2 separate regions of the Homo sapiens genome follow, and region 2 is linked to region 1. Evidence: read pairs that join two places in POLR2A ChIA-PET (ENCODE). Cell type or tissue: GM12878. All regions are shown on one strand.

Region 1 (5,000 bases):
AATCCCATCTTGAAAAGCGTTCTTTTTGAATTCGCACTTGAATTAACAGCGATCCATAGAGCTTAAAATACCGACTTTATCTCGGTGAGCACTGTGCCAGCTTGAGTGGTGTGTTTCCGATTCGGTTGAAAGCGTATTTCCTTTCCGTGGAGGGGCGGCGGTGGTAGTGCCTGCAAGAACACTGCAGCTTGAGAAACTGGCAGGCTCACTGATTAGTCACATACCACTGCTCATTTAAGTATTGTTCGACAAAACAATTTTCTCATTTGGAGCAAGAAAGATTCAGATCTGTAAGGCGCCCTCAAGATCAAAAAGTTATTAACAGTGCTGGGAGGTATTGTAAATATTTTTTGAGATAATTCCTGCGAATACTGTGTTTTAAAAGTCCCTTAGAGAGCTTGCAGGGAGTTATCTAGTTATCTGCATTTATGGCCTGAGGTACACGATGGTTTTCGTAAGGATATGGAACCACATAGAAAAGGAAGGGAAGAGATACTTTTTAGCTTTAATTTACACCGTGAGTGTGTTTTAAATTAAGTCGATAGCATATAATTTCCAGACCTGAAATATTTCACTAACTGCTCTCTTAACTTCCAAGGTTTTATACCCTGTATTTTAGATTTTCTATAATTTGAAAGCTACGGATCTTAAACTAAGTATCAGATTTAACTGTTAGCTTTTTCTGTGTTTTAGTAATTCGTATTGTATGCGTCATTTGAAAACGGGCCTGTAAAATCGTTTTTTTGTTTTGGAACAAATTCCAGGCTTTTGGATGTGTTAATCTTTAAATATGATTTCTGTGTTTCCCAAAGTCACATCATGAATTTCCTGTTTGGTAGAATCTTCTGGGTAATTGAGATTGTGCAATTGTGTCCAGCAACAGATCATATTGCATTTTCTAGTTCAAGTTGCTTAAGTTATGTTGCAGATAGCACCGTGCTTGACATCTTTCTCCCATTTTTACAGCATGGCAGTTTACATTTTAAAGGAATTTGCAGCATTTTACATTCAGAGAGTGTGTGTGTGTAGTTGGTTTGCAGCATTTTACATTCAGTATATACATATTATATAGGTATATACATTCAGTATATACATATTATATAGGTATATACATTCAGTATATACATATTATATATATCTAGTTGATTTGCTAATTTTCAAAGACGTATTTGGATCATTGCTCTTTTAATATTTTATAGCTCATTAATATACTTCCATTTTTTCATTCTTGAATTGACATACATTTCTGTAGTATCACGTTTTCGTTTTCAATGCTATTTAAATTTTAATGGAGTGATACAGCAGAATAACTCAACTATAGAGGGTTTGGGTGAACTCCAATTGAATTGCTTGCAAGGGTTCGCTACTATTGGTGACTAGCTCTGCACTGGAACAGGAGATTCAGATTTACAGTGAAGTACCATTAAAATTAACTCCACAGTTCTTTAGTGGTATACTTTTCTGTGGTATAGAAGCCAGCAGTATCTGACACTTAAAAGTACTTTTATTTTATTGAACAGATTTTTTAAAATACATTGACATTGTATAAAATTTGAAAGTTTTACAAAGGTACTCAGTGGGCCGGGTGCAGTGGCTCACGCCTGTAATCCCAGCACTTTGGGAGGCCGAGGCGGGTGGATCACAGCGTCAGGAGATCGAGACCATCCTGGCTAACACGGTGAAACCCCGTCTCTACTAAAAATACAAAAAATTAGCCGCCCGTGGTGGCGGGCGCCTGTACTCCCAGCTACTCAGGAGGCTGAGGCAGGAGGATGATTTGAACCCGGGAGGCGGAGGTTGCAATGAGCTGAGATCGCTCCACTGCACTCCAGCCTGGGCGAAAGTGCGAGACGCCGTCTCAAAAAAAAAAAAAAAAAAGATATTCAGTGAAAAGTCTCCTTTCCTTTTTGTTCTCCAGCCACTCTACTCTCTCAAAGACAGGCACTGTTAAGTGTCTTGTGTCTTTCCAGAGAGGCAGTTTTTTTTATTTGCTTGTTTGTTTAGTAGTCTTTCTACTAAAGGGATTTAAGATGTAACCTACAGCATATTGGTGAAAGAAAATACAACTGAAACTGAAATTGTATGACAATTGACAATAAACAAATTATAACTAATGTTGGAATGAAAATACCAGAATTTAGATTTACAATTAAGTGTTATCTTATTCAGAGATTCAGCGTAGTTATTTGAAGTTTTTCTTTTCTTTGAGACGAAGTCTCACTCTGTCGCCCAGGCTTGAGTGCAGTGGTGCCATCTTGGCTCACTGCAACTTCCACCTCCTGGGTTCAAGCGATTCTCCTGCCTCAGCCTCCCTAGTAGCTGGGACTACAGGTGCCCGCCACCATACCCAGCTAATTTTTGTATTTTTAGTAGAGACGGGGTTCTCCATGTTGGCCAGGCTGGTCTCAGACTCCTGACCTCAAGTGATCTGCTCTCCTTGGCCTCCCAAAGTGCTGGGATTATAGGCCTCAGCCACGGTGCCCAGCCTGAAGTTGTTCTTTCAATGAGTACCTTTTTAGGTGTGGCAGAAAACATTTTTTGGAACTTCTTTTAGAATCCACTTTGGAGCCTGTGATATTCTTCTTCTTTTTTATTTTGAGACAGAGTCTCATTCTGTTGTCCAAGTTGGAGTGCAGTGGCACCATCTCTGCTCACTATAACCTCCACCTCATGGGTTCAAGCGATTCTCCTGCCTTAGGCTCCCAAGTAGCTGGGATACAAGTGCGCAACACCATGCCCGGATGATTTTTGTATTTTTAATACAGACAGGGTTTCACCATGTTGGCCAGGCTGATCTCTAACTCCTGACCTCAGGTGATCCACTTGCCTTGGCCTCCCAAAGTGCTGAGATTACAGGGGTGAGCCACCGTCTCTGGCCATCCATCTTCATTTTTTTGAGAGCAGATTTGATTTTAGGGAATAACAGTTCATTTGAATCCAAATAATTTAGGGAATTTGGACTCAAGTCTGATAAGAAAGATAAGGCAATCAGGTTGGTGATACTACTGTTTTAGGTCAGATAGGAGTTATAACTATAAAGTAACAACACATAATTTTTTGTGTGACTTCTTGAACTGGACCTGAAGTCTACTTCCAAAAAAATCTCCGAATTTTATTTTATTTATTTATTTATTTTGTAGAGATAGGGTCTTACTGTGTTGCCCAGGTTGGTCTCAAACTCCTGGCCTCAAGCAGTTCCCCCACCTTGGCCTCCCGAAGTGCTGGGATTATAGGGATGAGCCACCACACCCAGCCCCTGAATTTTATTTTCAAGAATGAAAATAAATGAATAGAATATTTCAATGAATAAAATTCATTCATTGAAATATTTGTCAGTTTCCGAATTTTATTGCTCTAAAGTGTGGTATACTTTGTAACATTTACAAATTATTTTAAGCCTATATTATTTTAATTTATACTAAGTATAGTAAAAAAACAAGTAGAAGCCTGTGTGATAACCAACTATGAATCAAAATAGAGTTTTACAAATATGCCTTTCCGTTAAAGGGTAAAGGGAACTAGACTAGGTCTTGCAGTTTTAAGGAACTTTATGCATTGTCTGTGAGGGGAAATGAAGCAAAATTGTTTAAGAATACATTGTTGCAAAGCATTGATTTTGGGGTTTTGGGACAGAAGGGGAGAATCTTTGTGGTGAGTTTAAGGAAATACAAACAGGAACTTAAGTGCCTTTCCTCTGGGGTAGGGTTCTTCCAGGCCCTTGCTGTTGATTAGAGGAGGTGGGACACTGGTAACCATGAAATAGGAGGTGACAGTTGAGAATTACTCTTAGATCTTATTCAACTGTTTATTCAACAGTGTTTATTGAATACCTACCATGGGCCAGATAGCTAGGTTCTGGAAATAGAGTGCTAAACAAGACAGAAACAAGACAATCCATTCTCTCCTGGAACTTACAGCCTAGTGGGTTTAATAACTACATTTTGTGGATTGCTTGCTATGTTCTAGCATTGTGCTGTGCACTTTATCATCAGCATAAAAAGTATATAACAAAACCTTTGGTAAAAGGATAGCAAAACTTGCTAAGAAATCAAATACAACTTCCTAAGTGCTTTGTGGAACAAGATTATTCTAGTATAAAAGAAATAAGTGAAGCTAACTTTTTTTAACTATTAATGGCCATTCACCATTTTAAATCTATTTTTTTTTTTTTTTAGAATGAGCCAGGGCACAAAGAAATAAAAGTGCATGATTATTAAGTATACAAGGGTGACTTTCTTGACTCCTGACCAGTGAGAAGGGTGTGCCCTTTACTTTTCTAGTAGTGATAGTAGGTCCATGCTGAGCTTTCCATTCTTTTCTTTGTAACCAAAAGTAAGGTAGTTGCCTGTATGTTACCAGTGCCAGTCAATAAGAAGTCTTTAAACATAATTAACGGCAAGCATTTGTATTATTGATGTATAAAGATTGTTTTAAGAAAGAGTTCATTCGAAGCTGGCTATAAAGTCATTTTATTATCAAATCCCATTTTTCCACTTTTTTTTTTTTTTGAGACGGAGTCTTGCTGTGTTGCCCAGGCTGGGGCGCAGTGGTGCAATCTCGGCTCACGGCAGCCTCTGCCTCCCGAGTTCAAGCAATTCTCCTGCCTCAGCCTCCTGAATAGCTGAGATTACAAGTGCGTGCCACCATGCCTGGCTGATTTTTGTATTTTTAGTAGAGACGGGGTTTTACCATGTTGGTCAGGCCAGTCTCGAACTCCTGACCTTGTGATCTGCCCACCTTGGCCTCCCAAAGTGCTGGGATTACAGGAATGAGCCACCACACCCAGCCTCCACTGGTTCTTCTTTAAAATAAGCTTATCCTGGATCTCCAGGTTTTCAGTTCTGCCAGTTTGATTTCTTGATACTGAGGAGTACTCTGCTTTTGATTTCTTTCTAGCCCAGTCTCAGAGATGATGTGTTGACTTTGCCTTTCATGGGCAAGAGTGCAGATATTGCTGAGCCCCTGGGGCCTAGAATTCAAAGATGGAAGAATTCACTGGG
Region 2 (5,000 bases), 470 kb before region 1:
CACCTGGCTAATGTTTTTTTTTCTTTTTTGTATTTTTAGTAGAGACGGGGTTTCACTGTATTAACCAGGATGGTCTCGATCTCCTGACCTCGTGATCCGCCCACCTCGGACTCCCAAAGTGCTGGGATTACAGGCGTGAGCCACCGTGGCTGGCCTTATTTATTTATGTTTTTAAAGAGACGAGGGTCTCACTGTGCTGCCCAGGCTGGTCGTGAATTCCTGGCTTCAAAGGATCCTTCCACTTCAGCCTTCCAAAGTGTTGGGATTACAGGCATAAGCTATGATACCTGGCTGATCCTGTCTCTAAAATAAAAAGAAATTTTAAAAAGTGAGTTGCAAAAGCATCACCCTTTTTAACCAGATCCTTAACTGTAAGCAACAGAAAATCCTTCTGACTTTAAGCAGGAAAAGGATTCATTGGAAGGATATTGGGTAGTTCACAAAATCACTGAGAGGGCTGAGGAACCAAGATCCAAGACTAAACCATTTCTGCAGTTAAGCCCCAGCCCTTCGGCTGGCACAGCCATCGCCTGCCAGCTCTGGGCAGGTACAAGGGAAGCTGCCTCTGATACTACTGCCTCTGCTACCCTGGAAATTTTCCACAATTGCTTCTGCCTCGTGCAGCCTCTGCAACTCTAGTGCTGAATGCCAAGTTAGGGGAAGTGGGTCTGGCCGGCAGAGCCTAGGTCACATGCCTACCCCTATTGCAAGGGCAGGCGGGCAGCTGGCCTTTCAGCCTTTATGGTGGAAGTGGGCTCAGCCTCCTACATAGGAGGGGGTCTCAAACACTGAGCAGCTAAAAGAATGATAAATGGGGCTGGGCTCGGTGGCTCACATCTGTAATCCCAGCACTTTGGGAGGCCGAGATGGGTGGATCACCTGAGGTCAGGAGTTCGAGACGAGCCTGGCCAACATGGTGAAACCCCATCTCTACCAAAAATACAAAAATTAGCTGGATGTGGTGGCAGGTGCTTATAATCCCAGTTACTTGGGAGGCTTAGGCAGGAGAATCGCTTGAACCCAGGAGGTGGAGGTTGCAGTGAGCCAAGATCACGCCATTGCACTCCAGCGTGAGTGACAAGAGTGAAACTCTGTCTCAAAAAAATAAATAAAAATAAAAATTAAAAAAAATAATAAGTGGGTACATTGCTATCATTTATGTAAAACTGATGAACACCCAAAGCAATGGACTGGATTGTGAATACAGAGATGGGTAGTTAAAGTATAAATCACTAATAGGAATGATATACACTAACTCCAGGAGTGTAGGTACCTCTGAGAAGGGACGGTAAAAGGAAGGATGTGGGACTCTAGTTGTATCTGTAACATTTCTTTTCTTAAAAATAAAACCTCTGGGCTGGGCGTGGTGGCTCACGCCTGTAATCCCAGCACTTTGGGAGGCCAAGATGGGAGGATTGCTTGAGGCCAGGAGTTCGAGACTAGCCCGGGCAACATAGTGAGACCCCCATCTCTCCAAAAAAACCTAAAAAGTAGCCAGGGATGGTGGTACATACCTGTAGTCCCAGCTACTAGGGAAGCTGAGGCGGGAGGATCACTTGAGCCAGGAGGTGAAGGCTGCAGTGAGCCATGATCAAGCCACTGCACTCCAGCCTGGGTGACAGAGTGAGACCCTGTCTCAAAAAAATAAAAGAATAAAACCTCTCAAAGATGGCAAAAATGTTCATATCTGTTTATGCTGGTGGCGGGTACATGGGTATCACTATATTCTATACTTAACTGTAGGAAATATTTCCTAATTTCAAATGGAAAAAAATTACTTCAATGAATCAGAAATATGTGCCAAGCAGCTCGGGTCCCTTCAGGTGTTTCCTTATGTAACCATTTACTTGTGAATTAGCCCTGTGCCCACCAAAGGAAGTAGAAAGCTTTGCTTGCTCACACCTGCCTGTCTTTCCACGTGTCGCATTCTCCGTGAGAATGGCAGGGCACTCGGCTGAAACTGTGAGGCTGATGAATACGTGACCTAGTGCTGGTTACTGGAAAGGAGTGATTTATTTCATTACTGAAATTCTAAGTCCCTAGGCTGGGCGCGGTGGCTCACACCTGTAATTCCAGCACTTTCGGAGGCTGAGGCAGGTGGATCGATCACTTGAGGTCAGGAGTTCGAGACCAGCCTGGTCAACATGCTGAAACCCCGTCTCTACTAAAACTACAAAAATTATCTGGGTGTGGTGGCACATGCCTGTAATCCCAGCTATTCGGGAAGCTGATGCAAGAGAATTGCTTGAACCTAGGAGGTGGAAGTTGCAGTGAGCCGAGATCATACCACTGCACTCCAGCCTGGGCAACAGAGTGACTCTGTCTTAAAAAAAAAAAAAAAAAAAAAAAAATCTAAGCCCCTTAACAAGCCTTCTGAGAAGTTATCGAGTTTGGAAAATCAGAGACAAGAAGAGAAGAGAGAATAAGAATCTCAGAAAAGTGGGAAAGATTTTGTCAAAAAAAGCTTTTGTTTAGACATTGACTCTACTGCATCCAGTAGAAATGAATTAGTGTGTTTCTATATGATCTTTTCTTTTCTTTTCGTTTGAGTCAGGGTCTTGCTCTGTCACCCAGGCTGGAGTGAGTGACACCACCATAGCTCACTGCACCCTCTAACTCCTGGGCTCAAGTGATCCTCCCACTTTAGCCTTCCAAGTAGCTGGAACTACAGGCGTGCACCACCACTCTCGGCTAATTTTAAAATTTTTTGTAGAGACGAGGTCTCAGTATGTTGCCCAGGGTGGTCTCAAACTCCTGGGCTCAAGCAATCTTCCCACCTCAGCCTCCCAAAGTGCTGGGATTACAGACGTGAGCCACTGTGCCCAGCCTATATATGATTTTTAATAACAGGATATCAGTTTCTCCCTGTCCAGCTTCCAACCCCTACCCCATAAATGTTTAGCAAATATTTAAAGACTATAGCTTTGAAAGGTTACCTGCAGGGTCCAGCCCCACAGGCTCAGTGGGTCTCTCCCCGTGTGCGGAGACGAGAGAGTGTGGAAATAAAGACACAAGACAAAGAGATAAAAGAAAAGACAGCTGGGCCCGGGGGACCACTACCACCAATGCGCGGAGACCGGTAGTGGCCCCAAATGTCTGGCTGTTATTTATTGGATACAAAGCAAACGGGGCAGGGTAAAGAGTGTGAGTCATCTTCATTGATAGGTAAGGTCACGTGGGTCACGTGTCCACTGGACAGGGGGCCCTTCCCTGCCTGGCAGCTGAGGCAGAGAGAGGAGACAAAGAGAAAGACAGCTTACGCCATTATTTCTGCATATCAGAGACTTTTAGTACTTTCGCTAATTTACTACTGCTATCTAGAAGGCAGAGCCAGGTGTACAGGATGGAACATGAAGGCGGACTAGGAGCGTGACCACTGAAGCACAGCATCACAGGGAGATGGTTAGGCCTCCGGATAACTGCGGGCAAGCCTGACTGATGTCAGGCCCTCCACAAGAGGTGGAGGAGCAGAGTCTTCTCTAAACTCCCCCGGGGAAAGGGAGACTCCCTTTCCCGGTCTGCTAAGTAGCAGGTGTTTTCCCCTGACACTTACGCTACCGCTAGACTTCGGTCTGCCTGGCAACGGGTATCTTCCCAGAAGCTGGCGTTACCGCTAGACCAAGGAGCCCTTCTGCTGGCTCTGTCTGGGCATAACAGAAGGCTCGCACTCTTGTCTTCTGGTCACACCTCACTATGTCCCCTCAGCTCCTATCTCTGTATGGCCTGGTTTTTCCTAGGTTATGATTGTAGAGCGAGGATTATTATAATATTGGAATAAAGAGTAATTGCTACAAACTAATGATTAATGATATTCATATACAATCATATCTAAGATCTACATCTAGTATAACTATTCTTGTTTTATATTTTATTATACTGGAACAGCTCGTGTCCTCGGTCTCTTGCCTCGGCGCCTGGGTGGCTTGCTGCCCACAGTTACCAAATTGTGACTGTCAGGGTTGCCACATCTCAGCTTGGCCCTGAGTATACTTTCTGGAACATAATGTGAGCATAATATATGTTAGCTATTATTACTCAATGACCAAAAAAAAAGGAAAAACAACAACAACAACAAACAAATAAAAAATGGGCAAATGCCCAGTGTGGTGGCTCATGCCTGTATTCCCAGCACTTTGGGAGGCCAAGGTGGGAGCATCACATGAATCCAGGAATTCAAGACCAGTCTGGGCAACAGTGAGACTCGGTTGCTAAAAACAAAAAGCTAGGTGTGGTGGTACATGCCTGTAACCCTAGCTACTCAGGAGGCTGAAGTGTAGAGATCACTTGAGCCCAGGAGTTCGAGGCTACAGTGAGCTATGATCGCATCACTGTATTCAAGCCTGGGTGCCGCAGCAAGACCTTGTCTCTAAAAAACAGAAGGAAAAAAGGGGGGAAAGACTTGAATAGACATTTCTCTGGAGGTGATACACAAATGGTCAATAAGCATATGAAGAGATGCTCCACGTCGCTAACTTCCAGGCAAATGCAAATCAGAACCACAAAGGGATAACACCTCACACTCACCAGAATGGCTGCTCTAAAAACAAAACAGAAAATAACAAGTGTTGGTGAGGACGTGGGCAATTGGGACCTTTGTGCACTGTTAGTGGGAGTGTAAAATGGTGCATCTGCTGTGGAAACTGTATGACAATTCCTCAAAAAATTAAAAATAGAGTTACCCTTTGATCCAGCAATTCTACTTGTGGGCGCAGAACCAAAAGAATTAAAAGCAAGGTCTCCAGGAGATATTTGTATAGCCATGTTCATGAGAGCTATTTTAATAAGCCTTTGCATTAATCCTCGGGCACAGGGTATGATACAGCATCCTACAAGAATAAGGAACCCTATTTTGATGGTAGGAGAGGTGAGGATTGAGGACATAAGTCCCTTCCGTTTGCCGAACCAATTTCCCATTAAATTTGTGAAAGGGCCGTTTAGTCTAGAATTTTTGCTAACTTGTTGGATAAGGAGGTTAGGCCTTGCAAAGCCTTTGTTATTGT

What was found. Peaks named below come from ENCODE experiments on the same cell type or tissue, not always from the same donor. Only the 100,000 strongest peaks of a DNase experiment are listed, where the experiment ranks them.
Region 2: POLR2A ChIA-PET joins it to region 1 with 5 read pairs; 3 of 35 experiments call an interaction of 5 or more read pairs at or near these places.

What each region holds. Positions count from the first base shown.
Region 1 is chr6:36,028,827-36,033,826 of GRCh38, forward strand. The region is part of intron 1 of MAPK14 (mitogen-activated protein kinase 14); the gene reads left to right. Among named protein-coding and RNA genes, the nearest start is that of MAPK14, 3.5 kb to the left of the region's middle. RefSeq lists a silencer at 686-980. In GM12878, no CTCF peak of the experiment used is centred here; a DNase peak (open chromatin) is centred at 159; H3K4me3 peaks cover 4,388 bases; H3K27ac peaks cover 2,972 bases.
Region 2 is chr6:35,556,782-35,561,781 of GRCh38, forward strand. No RefSeq gene overlaps it. Among named protein-coding and RNA genes, the nearest start is that of LINC03135, 16 kb to the left of the region's middle. In GM12878, no CTCF peak of the experiment used is centred here; a DNase peak (open chromatin) is centred at 2,000.